Linked DNA regions of Homo sapiens: region 1 is linked to region 2. A link is a contact called in ENCODE Hi-C or POLR2A ChIA-PET data. All regions are on one chromosome and are shown on one strand. Each heading gives the region's core, a stretch centred on a gene start or an enhancer-like site at or near the end of the contact. The rest is flanking DNA. Distances are from core to core; before and after follow the strand shown. Region 1 has its middle 9.5 kb from the start of NFKBIA. Region 2 overlaps SNX6 (sorting nexin 6).

Evidence for each region. Hi-C counts contacts between places; a loop is a spot of excess contacts on that map. ChIA-PET counts read pairs that join two places held with the same protein, here RNA polymerase II (POLR2A).
Region 1: a map of HCT116 shows a loop between it and region 2 (4-fold over the local background). The contact joins two enhancer-like sites. A Hi-C loop is called at or near these places in 1 of 168 maps with a recorded cell type or tissue (HCT116). POLR2A ChIA-PET finds 5 or more read pairs at or near these places in 3 of 52 experiments (A673, H1 and activated naive CD4-positive, alpha-beta T cell).

The regions. Positions count from the first base shown.
Region 1 is chr14:35,411,504-35,416,909 of GRCh38, reverse strand. No RefSeq gene overlaps it. Among named protein-coding and RNA genes, the nearest start is that of NFKBIA, 9.5 kb to the right of the region's middle. Within about 2 kb of position 3,494, at least 8 of the 41 ENCODE cell types and tissues checked have a DNase peak (open chromatin) inside an H3K27ac peak, as active enhancers do.
Region 2 is chr14:34,587,553-34,592,990 of GRCh38, reverse strand. The region is part of intron 8 of SNX6 (sorting nexin 6); the gene reads left to right. Among named protein-coding and RNA genes, the nearest start is that of SNX6, 40 kb to the left of the region's middle. Within about 2 kb of position 3,595, at least 2 of the 41 ENCODE cell types and tissues checked have a DNase peak (open chromatin) inside an H3K27ac peak, as active enhancers do.

The DNA of each region.
Region 1 (5,406 bases), core at 2,245-4,744, 820 kb before region 2:
GTGTGGTGTGGCTTCCCTCGCCTCATGCTCCCAGGCCACTTTGTTCAGGCCTCGGCCACATCTCTGATCACTCCCTACTAGAATTACTCATTTACCTGCTGGTCTTCTCACCAGCCTAGAAGCGCCTTGAGAGCAGGAGCCATATTTATTTTTATTTTATAAATAAAAATTTATTTTTATTATGCTCCATATCACAGCATAGTGCCAGGCACCAAAAAAAAAAAAAAAAGAGCTTCATAAATGCTTGACAGATTAATGGGTTTTGCTTTCCCTACCTACAGTGCTTTGCTTCTTTAGAGTTTTTTTTCTCCCCCATATTAACCCTGTTGTGTCAATATTTCACATTCCCTTTATCTTAATCAGGCCTGCGACAAAACATAGCTACAGGCAGTCAGGGACAGACATTTGAGCTTGAACTAAGAAAGTGAATTTACCCAGAGGGAAAGCCTCTGATCAGAAGTCTGGGGGCGGGAAGGGGTGACAGCCTGTCTGTGAGAGCCCTGACATTTTGAAAGCACCAAACTCACTGTCACCCTGAGCTTTTCCTGTGGGGAGCAACAGAGGTGGGGGCTTTTACCCTCCCTTGTGGGCAGGGCTCGAAAGCAAATTTCCCTGCTGAGTTTTCCTTTTGTGGTGCCTGTGACCACGAAGGAGGCTGCCCCAGGAATCCCCACCTATTTTTAGCCTCAGTTCAACACCCTGCAGACAACAACCCTCCCATATACCTCTAAGTTAATTTCCAGTCTTGTCACTGAGCTGGCCTGACAAATCGATAGACTCAATCTTGCTAGTGAAAAGACAAAGTGAGAAGGTTAAGGCCTTTAACAACAGAAAGCTGCAGTGATGCCCTGAGGCTCAATACGTCAAATAGCCTCCTGTACCACTTTTATAAAACAATTTAGTATATGTTCATATGTAATAGTATTTGAATGAAGTTCTCTGTGCCCAAAGTCCAAGATGTGAAGTCTACCCGGATCTAAACTGCCTAGGGTTTCCTCTTCAAGGGAAACTTTCCTGGGAAATCAGTTGTTCCAGATGTTGCCTTAGTCAGACTGCAAAGCATACATCATTCTCTGTACACCAATGGGCTTTTCATTTTAAATATTATTGGTTTATGTATACTCTGTTAAACTGGGTCAAGCTCTTGAGCTTATGAAATTTTGGTGTTGCAAATACCTCTGCTTCTGAAAGCCATTAAAGAGCACCCCAGAAGGGCAGCAGGTGGGCCTTGGCCACCACACCCCTACCTGGGCCAGCCAGTCATATGTCCATGGGCCGTTAGCCTTGCAGTCCTCAATGAGAGGTCTAAGTATGCATCACTTTGTCAGATGGCCTTTCAACCAACAACACTCATTCTCATTCTGCTTCCTTCCCACCATTCTATGTCCCCAGTACATTTCTAACATGGGGAATACTCCAGGCAAATGCTCATCTATTCCTCTAAACTAGAGCTTCTGCCCCAATTTCCTGTTAGATATCTTGCCCTGGGGAACTGGACTAAGCAAGCCTCCAGGACATCACCTATCTCCTTAACTCCTTAACTGAAGGTTTGAAAAGGAGCCTTCCTCCTCTACCCTGGGCTCCACCCCAGAGGTTACTCTCAGGCAACAGAAAAGAAAAGAAGAGAAGGAGGACACTATCTAGGTCTATTTATAATCTGTTCACTTCTACTCACATTCAATTCCTCTAGGATAGGATGGGATATGGTGGCTCTGATGTGCCCCCATCCTCCTAATAGCCTTTATTTCAGAGTGTCTGCATCCTTTGTAAAATGGGAATGGTAACACTTTACTTGCCTGAAAGCAGAAGCTGGACCCGATGGCCTCTTGAGATAATTTCTAGATAGAAAAGAATGAAATCGATTGCATGCAAAGTGAGGTATTAACAGAGGAGGAGGGTCCAAGAAAAATTATGACAGGTATGAAGCAAAGGGGATACTCATGCCTGAATCAATGGCAAGGGAAGCCCAGGGTAAGAGAGACACAGAAGAAATGAATGTCTCCTCCCCACCCAGCAGCCCCTGCCCCACCCAACACTATTCTGTGTTTAACTAGGGACACAAGCAATAACTAAGCAGTATAAGACAATATGTGGCCCAATATTCAAGGCAAGCTGTAAAAGCTAGCAGGATTTAGAAGAGGGCAGAGGGCTCCAAGAAGAGGAAGACAGAAAAGGAGTTTTGGAAAGGGTGGGTCCTGGCAAGGAAGCTGAAAGAAGGTGGTCCTAGGACAGGCAGGGAGAGGCCTGCATGAAGGCCAGAGCAGCTGGCACAGTGTTGGTGCTCGGGGGAAATGGTGATGAGGAGTGGCTGGGCAGGGTAGAGTCTGACTCTGGAGGACTTTAAATGCAGCTGAGGAATTCAGACCGTTTCCTGCAGCCCATGGAAGGTCAACAGAGGCTCTGTTACAGGAAATGATATAATGAAAATGCATATTAGAAGCCTCAGTGAAAAGAGATTTAGGCTGGGCACGGTGGCTCATGCCTGTAATTCCAGCACTTTGGGAGGCCGAGGTGAGTGGATCACCTGAGGTCAGGAGCTTGAGACCAGGCTGACCAACATGGTAAAACCCCGTCTCTACTAAAAATACAAAAATTAGCCAGGCGTGGTGGCACATGCCTGTAATCCCAGCTACTTGGGAGGCTGAAGCAGGAGAATTGCTTGAACCCAGGAGGCGGAGGTTGCAGTGAGCCGAGATCGCGCCATTGCACTCCAGCCTGGGCAACAAGTCAAAAAAAAAAAAAAAAAGAAAAAGAAACAAAAGAGAGATTTAATTGTATAATTGTAATATTTTTAGACTGCTTGGTTTTTTTTAATCACAGGAAGGTATTCTGTTTCAACTTTAAAAATAATTCATTTTTGCCAGGCTTGCGCCTGTAATCCCAGCACTTTGGGAGGCCAAGGAGGGTGGGTTGCCTGAGTTCAGGAGTTCGAGACCAGTCTGGCCAACATGGTGAAACTGCGTCTCTACTAAAAATACAAAAATTAGCTGAGTGTGGTGGCAGGTGCCTGTAATCCCAGCTACTGGTGAGGCTGAGGCAGGAGAATCACTTGAACCTGGGAGGCAGAGGTTGCAGTGAGCCGAGATCACACCATTGCACTCCAGCCTGGGCAACAGAGCAAGACTCCATCTCAAAACAACAACAATAACAAAAAGTACCAAGAAGCTACCATGGTACAACTCAGCCCGCACTACCGTGGGGACAGTGAAGATGGAAGGAAGAGGATGGTCCGGGTATCGTGTCAATAGCAGGATGCACTGAGCTGACTGGCAACAGGCACTGAAGGAAAACTAACACTCACAGATAAAGTGGGGGTCTTTCCTTTGGGACTGTGTTAAGTGATGTACCACAATCACAACTTCATATCCAGTCTCGGTGTACCTCCTCAACTCAACATTCCTAAATTCCTCTTCTCAAGAATCGGTGATGCCTCAGAGAAAACTTCTTCCACAAATGGCCAGAAGATGTCACTGCAGACAGCACCATGCATATACTGTGTTCCTCATGTTGGTGTTCTGCCCTGCCATTTGTGAAGGGAAAATTCCCCCTCGGCTCCCTCCCTAACTCCCATAGCCCCTGCTCCTGCTCTGTGTGTAGCCTCTTCCCTTTACCCTGTGACTCCCCTCCTCCTGCCCTGAAATCCAGCGAGGTGCTTTCCTGATGCCCTGGCAACCTGGAGATGAACCTGATCCCTAAAGGCGGAAGAGCCAACATCGAGACTGGGTTATCTGTGTGCTTCCCTACTCTCTATTCATGATGTTCATTTAGATTTCTAGCAAAACCCATACCTGTGCTGTCAACCTCACCCATTTCCACCTAGCTTCTTGAGTTTCAATCAATGAGTACAGGGGCACCCCATTCCCTCTTTTCTCACACTCCTCCAAACTGGCCCAATTTTCAAATATTAGCATTTAAAGATTTGGTGATGCATTAATCTGCTTCACTTTCTGAAAATATCAGTGTTTTTGGCCAAATAATCACTACACGTTAGCCTATGAACAGCCCTGGGATATAAGAAATGATGAATATTCCTAAGCCAAGCTAAGTGGCTTATCCAAATGGATTGTGTCACAGTCATGGGACTGGACTCTGACAGCTGACACCTGGTAACAAAGAAAAAATGTTCCAGGCCAATTTCTCCCTTTTTTTCTGCTCATGGCTTCTATTTGTGATCCTTCTCACTCTGTTTCTCATTTGCTTTCAGTGGTTAAAAATAGGCCGAGCAACCGTGGCTCACACCTGTAATCCCAACACTCTGAGAGGCTGAGGCAGGCAGATCACGAAGTCAGGAGATCGAGACCATCCTGGCCAACCTTGTGAAACCTTGTCCCTACTAAAAATACAAAAATTAGCCGGGAATGATGGTGCGTGCCTGTAATCCCAGCTACTCAGGAGGCTGAAGTAGGAGAGCCACTTGAACCTGGGAGGCGGAGATGGCAGTGAGCCGAGATCACGCCACTGCACTCCAGCTTGGCAACAGAGTGAGACAACATCTCAAAAAAAAAAAAAAAAAAAAAAAAAAAAAGAAAAGAAAAGAAAAAAATAGGCTGAGCACGGTGGCTCACGCCTGTAATCCCAGATTTTGGGAGGCCAAGGTGGATGGATCACTTGAGGTCAGGAGTTCAAGACCAACATGGCAAAACCCCCCATCTCTACAAATAATACAAAAATAAGCTAGACGTGGTGATAGGCGCCTGTAGTCCCAGTTACTAGGGAGGCTGAGACATGAGAATCACTGGAACCCAGGAAGCGGAGGTTGCAGTGAGCCAAGATCACACCACTGCACTCTAGCCTGGGGAGCAGAGCGAGACTCTGTGTCAAAATAAATAAATAAATAAACAAACAAACCTGGCCAGGCTAGGTGTGGTGGCTTACGCCTATAATCCCAGCACTTTGGGAAGCTGAGGCAGGTGGATCACCTGAGATCAGGAGTTGGAGGCCAGGAACATGGCGAAACCCCATGTCTACTAAAAATACAAAAATTAGCCAGGTGTGGTAGCACATGTCTGTAATCCCAGCTGCATGGGAGGCTAAGGCAGGAAGATTGCTTGGGCCCAGAAGGTCAAGACTTCAGTGAGCAATAATCGTGCTACTGCACGCCATCGTGGGTGACAGGGTGAGATCCTGTCTCAAAAAAAAAAAAAAAAAAAAATCAACCTAAGAAAAACTTTCAGAAACTATATTTTTGTGGTACCGTTCCCCACTAATAGCCTCAGAGACAAATCTCAATTTCTAATACTCATCCAAGCACTCCGGTGTTTTACTCCAGATAATAGAGGCTCTAAAAGGAAGTCTGAGAAAGGCATTATTTTAGCACTTACAAGAAAGGGCTCAGGAACAAGCTTCCTAAATCCTTACTCTGTAATATGAATCTATCTCTTAGCAGCTCTGATTCTGTTTTCCTTT
Region 2 (5,438 bases), core at 2,346-4,845:
TCATATTATAGTTTGAAAAAGTCTTAATATAGAGCAGTAGTTCTCAAACTGGTCTGTTGGAGCCTAGGCTCCATGGCCCTTTTATAGTGAGCCTGTGAGGTCAAAACTATTTTCAGCTGGGCACAGTGGCTCACGCCTGTGATCACGACACTTTTGGAGGCTGAAGCGGGAATATCACTTGAGCCCAGGAATTCAAGACCAGCCTGAGCAACAGAGTAAGATCCTGTTTGTATTGCACCAGCCTGATATAAAAAATAAAATTAGCCAGACGTGGTGCCGCATGGCTGTGGTCCCAGCTACTAGGAAAGCTAAGGTGGGAGGATGCCTTGGGCCTGGGAGGTTGAGGCTGCAGTGAGCTGTGATGGATCGTACCACCATACTTCAGTCTGGGTGACAGAGTGAGACTGTCTAGACAGCAACAAAACAACAACTATTTTTATAATGATACTGTGATAGTTTTTGCCTTTTTCACCATGTTGACATTTACACCGATGATGGATAAAGTTGCTGCTGCGTAATTACATACAAATCAAGTCAGTGGCAACAAACTGGACGAGTAGTCTCTATATTCTTTCCGGCCATGCACTTGCTCTTTTTTTTTTCTTTGAGACAGAGTCTCTATCGCCCAGGCTGGAGTGCAGCGGTGCAATCTCAGCTCACTGCAACAACCTCAGCCGCCCAAGTTCAAGCAGTTCTCCTGCCTCAGCCTCCCAAGTAGCTGGGATTACAGGCACCTGCCACCGCGCCTGGCTAATTTTTGTATTTTTAGTAGAGATGGGGTTTCACAGTCTTGGCCAGGATGGTCTTGAACTCCTGACCTCATGATCCACCCGCCTTGGCCTTCCAAAGTGCAGGGATTACAGGCGTGAGCCACCGCACCTGGCCACTTGCAATTTTTAAGACATGTGACTTTCACTTAAGAATGCCCTTGATGAAACAGTAAAAATTGATTGTAATCTCTACCCTTGGGTATACATTTTTAAATATTCTGAGTGATGAAATAGGAGGTATGCATAAAGCACTTTGGCTACATACTCAAGTATGATGGTTCTCTAGAAAAGCATTTTAGTGATAGAGTTGTGATTGAACTAGCTAATTTTTTCGTAGAACACTACTTTTACTTTAGAGAATGACTGATAAACTGTTTATGAATATTTGGCAAATGTTTTCTCAAAAATCAACTAATTATTTAAATTAGAGGAACCTGGCCAAAAATCCATCAGTTATTTCAAGGAAAACAAAGGTAGTATTTGTTGCCAATGATAAGTCAAGCTTCAAGCAATAATTCGAATTTTGGAAAACTTTATCTCTCTGACCATGAGCTTACTTCCCAATAGATACTGGACTGGTAGTCTGTATGTTCTTTCCTGCCATGCACTTGCAATTTTTTTTTTTGAGGCGGAGTCTCTGTTGCCCAGGCTGGAGTGCAATGGTACGATCTCGTCTCACTGCAGCCTCTGCCACTGCCATTGCCAGGTTCAAGCAATTCTCCTGCCTCAGCCTCCCAAGTAGCTGGGATTACAGGCGCCTGCCACCGTGCCCGGCTAGATAGACCAATAAAGACCCATATAGAGATTGATGATGATACTAGTGAATGTGATTTTTTAAAAAATTGTACATTGAATTGTGTCACCACTTAGAACATCTGCATAATTCATTGGACCAATGTTTTCTAAACGGCCAAGTGCATAATGCTACAAAATCATATATGTAAAAGAACCACTCAAAGTGCAAAATAGACCAGTGAGGGTTTTTTTTTTAACAGCTTTGTTGAGTGTAATTGATATCAGTAAGCTGCAGTAATCAAAGTGTACAATTTGGTAAGTTTTGGCATGTGTGAAATCCTTACCACAATCAAAATAATGAACACACACATCACCCCCAAAGTTTTCTTGTGGCCCTTTGAAATCTCTCCCTCCTGCCCTATCCCCAGGCAGCCACTGATCTGCTTTCTGTCACTATAGATTAGTTTGTATTTTTTAGTATTTTATATAAATTGAATCATACAGTATGTATTCTTTATTGTCTGGCTTTGAAACTCAAAAAACTATTTTGAGATTCATCCAAGTTGTTGTGTATATCGATAGTTCATTTCTTTTTGTTGCTAAGTAGTGTTCCATTGAATGGATATACAACAATTATTTATTTCTAGCTTTGGCTATTACAGATACAATTTATGTGAGCCATTTCTATATAACTTTTTGTACGGACATGCTTTCTTTCTCTTGGGTAATACCTAGAAGTAGAATGCCTGAGTCATGTGGTAAATGAATATTTAACTTTTTAAGAAACTACCAATTTTTTTTTCCACAATGGTTGTACCATTTTGCATTCCCACGAGCAGGGCATGAGAGTTCCAGTTGCTCCACATCTTTGCCAACAAGGATAGTCAGTCTTTTTTTTTTCCCCAGTGGAATTTGAAGTCTTTTTAACTTTATTCAAGTAGGTCAGTGGTGGTAACTCAGTGTGGTTTAGATTTGTATTGTCCTAATGACTGTTGAGGTTCAACATCTTTTCTTGTGTCCTTCTTCCTTCAGCTTTATTCTTTTTTTTTTTTTTTGAGACGAAGTCTTGCTCTGTCGCCCAGGCTGCTGGAGTGCAGTGGCGGAATCTTGGCTCACTGCAAGCTCCACCTCCTGGGTTTACGCCATTCTCCTGCCTCAGCCTCCCGAGAACCTGGGACTACAGGTGCCCGCCACCACGCCCGGCTAATTTTTTGTATTTTTAGTAGTGACAGGGTTTCACTGTGTTAGCCAGGATGGTTTCAATCTCCTCACCTCGTAATCTGCCCACCTCAGCCTCCCAAAGTGCTGGGATTACAGGCATGAGCCACTGCTCCTGGCCCCAGCTTTATTCTTGTTGTTGTTGTTTTTTGTTGTTGTTGTTGAGACAGGGTCTCGCTCTGTCACCCAGGATGAGTGTATTGGTGCAAACATGGCTCACTGCATCCTCAATCGATCCTTCCACTTCAGCCTGCCAAGTAGCTGGGACCACAGGCATGCGCCACCATGCGTGGCTAATTTTTGTTGTTGCTGCTGAGGGGGTAGAGACAGGGTCTTGCTATGTTGCTTGGGTTGGTCTTGAACTCCTGGACTCAAGCAGTCCTCTCACCTTGGCCTCCCAAAGGGCTGACATGAGCCACCAGACTCCATTTTTTTTTTTCCCTAGACAGAGTCTCTCTCTGTCTATCCAGGCTGGAGGGCAGTGGCACAATCTTGGCTCACTGCCCCACCCCCGTCTCGTGGGTTCAAGTGATTCTCATGCCTCGACCTTCCCCATAGGATTACAGGTGTGTGTCACCATGCCTGGCTATCTTTTGTATTTTTTTTTAGAGATGGGGTTTTGCCATATTGCCCAGGCTGGTCTCGAACTCCAGGTTTGAAGTGATCCGCCCACCTCAGCCTCCCAAAGTGCTGGGATTACAGGCGTGAGCCACTGTGCCCAATCCCAACTTTATTATTTATCACAGTTGTTTTTGACCCTTCTTAGAATCTTTATGTTTTCTTTGTTTTTTGTTTTGTTTTGTGTTTTTGTTTTTGTGAGACAGAGTCTCATTCTGTTGCCCAGGCTGGAGTGAGTGGCGTGATCTCAGCTCACTGCAACCTGCACCTGCTGGGTTCAAGCAGTTCTGCCTCAGCCTCATGAGTAGCTGGGATTACAGGCACATACCACCAAGCCTGGCTAATTTTTGTATTTTTAGTAGAGATGGGGTTTCACCATGTTGGCCAGGCTGGTCTCAAACTCCTGACCTCAGGTGATCTGCCCACCTCGGCCCCCAAAGTGCTGGGATTACAGGCGTGAGCCACCGCCCTCAGCCCTAGAATCTTTATATTTTCTTTTTCCTTTTATTGATACAGAATCTCACTCTGTCACCAAGACTGGAGGCTGGAGTGCAGTGACGTGATCTTGGCTCACTGCAACCTCCGCCTCACAGGTTCAGGCAATCCTCGTGCCTCAGCCTCCCGAGCAGCTGGGACTACAGATGCATGCTACCACACCTGGCTAATTTTTGCATTTTTAGTAGAGACAGAGTTTTGCCATGTTGGCCAGGCTGGTCTTGAACTCTTGACCTCATGTGATCGACCTGCCTCAGCCTCCCAAAGGAGGGAGCGATTACAGGTGTGAACCACTGCCCTCAGCCCTAAAATCTTTATATTTTCATATGAATTTTAGAATCAGCTGTCTTTTTCAACACAAGGGCCTGCTGGGATTTTGATTGGGATTGTGTAGATTCTATAGATTAATTTGGAGAGAACTGGCATCTTAACAATATTGATCCTTCTGATACATTAATATAGCATATTTCCACTGACTCAGGTCTTCGTTAATTTATCTCAGCAGTGTTTTGTAGTTTTCATTGTATAGATCTTATACATCTTTAGTCAGATTGGTTCCTGATTATTTGGTTTTTTATGCTATTATAAGTTTTATGTTTTATTAGGCTGGAGACAGTGACTCAAACCTGTAATTCCAGCACTTTAGGAGGCTGAGGTGGGTGGATCGCTTGAGCTCAGGAGTTCGAGACCAGCCTGGGCAACATGGTGAAACCCAATCTTTGCAAAAAATAGGCCGGGTATGTTGGCTCATGCCTGTAATCCCAGCATTTTGGGATGCTGAGGCAAGGGGATCACATTAAGTCAGGAGTTCGAGGTCAGCCTCGCCCACATGATGAAACCACATCTCTGGCTGGGCGCAGTGACTCACACCTGTAATCCCAGCACTTTGGGAAGCTAAGGCGGGCCGATCACAAGGTCAAGAGATCGATACCATCCTGGCTAGCACGGTGAAACCCTGTCTCTACTAAAAATACAAAAAATTAGCTGGGCGTGGTGGCGGGCGCCTGTAATCCCAGCTACTCAAGAGGCTGAGGCAGGAGAATGATGTGAACCTGGGATGCAGAGCTTGCAGTGAGCTGAGATTGTGCCACTGCACTCCAGCCTGGGTGACAGAGTGAGACTCTGTCTCAAAAAGAAAAAAAAAAAAGAAACCCCATCTCTACTAAAAATACAAAAATTAGCTGGGCATGGTGGCATGCCCCTGTAGTCCCAGCTACTTGAGAGGCTGAGGCACGAGAATCACTTGAACCCGGGTGGTGGAGGTTGCAGTGAGCCAAGACCCCACCACTGCACTCCAGCCTGGGTGGCAGAGTCAGGCCTTATCCCTCCCCCGCCAAAAAAAAAAAAAAAAAAAAATTAGCCAACCGTGGTGGCATGTGCCTGTGGTCCCAGCTACTTGGGAGGCTGAGGTGGGAGAATCACTTGAGCCCAGGAGCTTGAGACTGCAGTGAGCCGTGATCATGCCACCGTGCTCATGCCTGAGCAACAGAGTGAGACCCTGTCTCCAAATAAATAAATTTTGTTTGTTTGTTTGTTTTGAGATGGAGTCTAGCTCTATCGCCCAGGATTTTTGTCTCCAAAATCTTAGATGCCCTTTTTTTT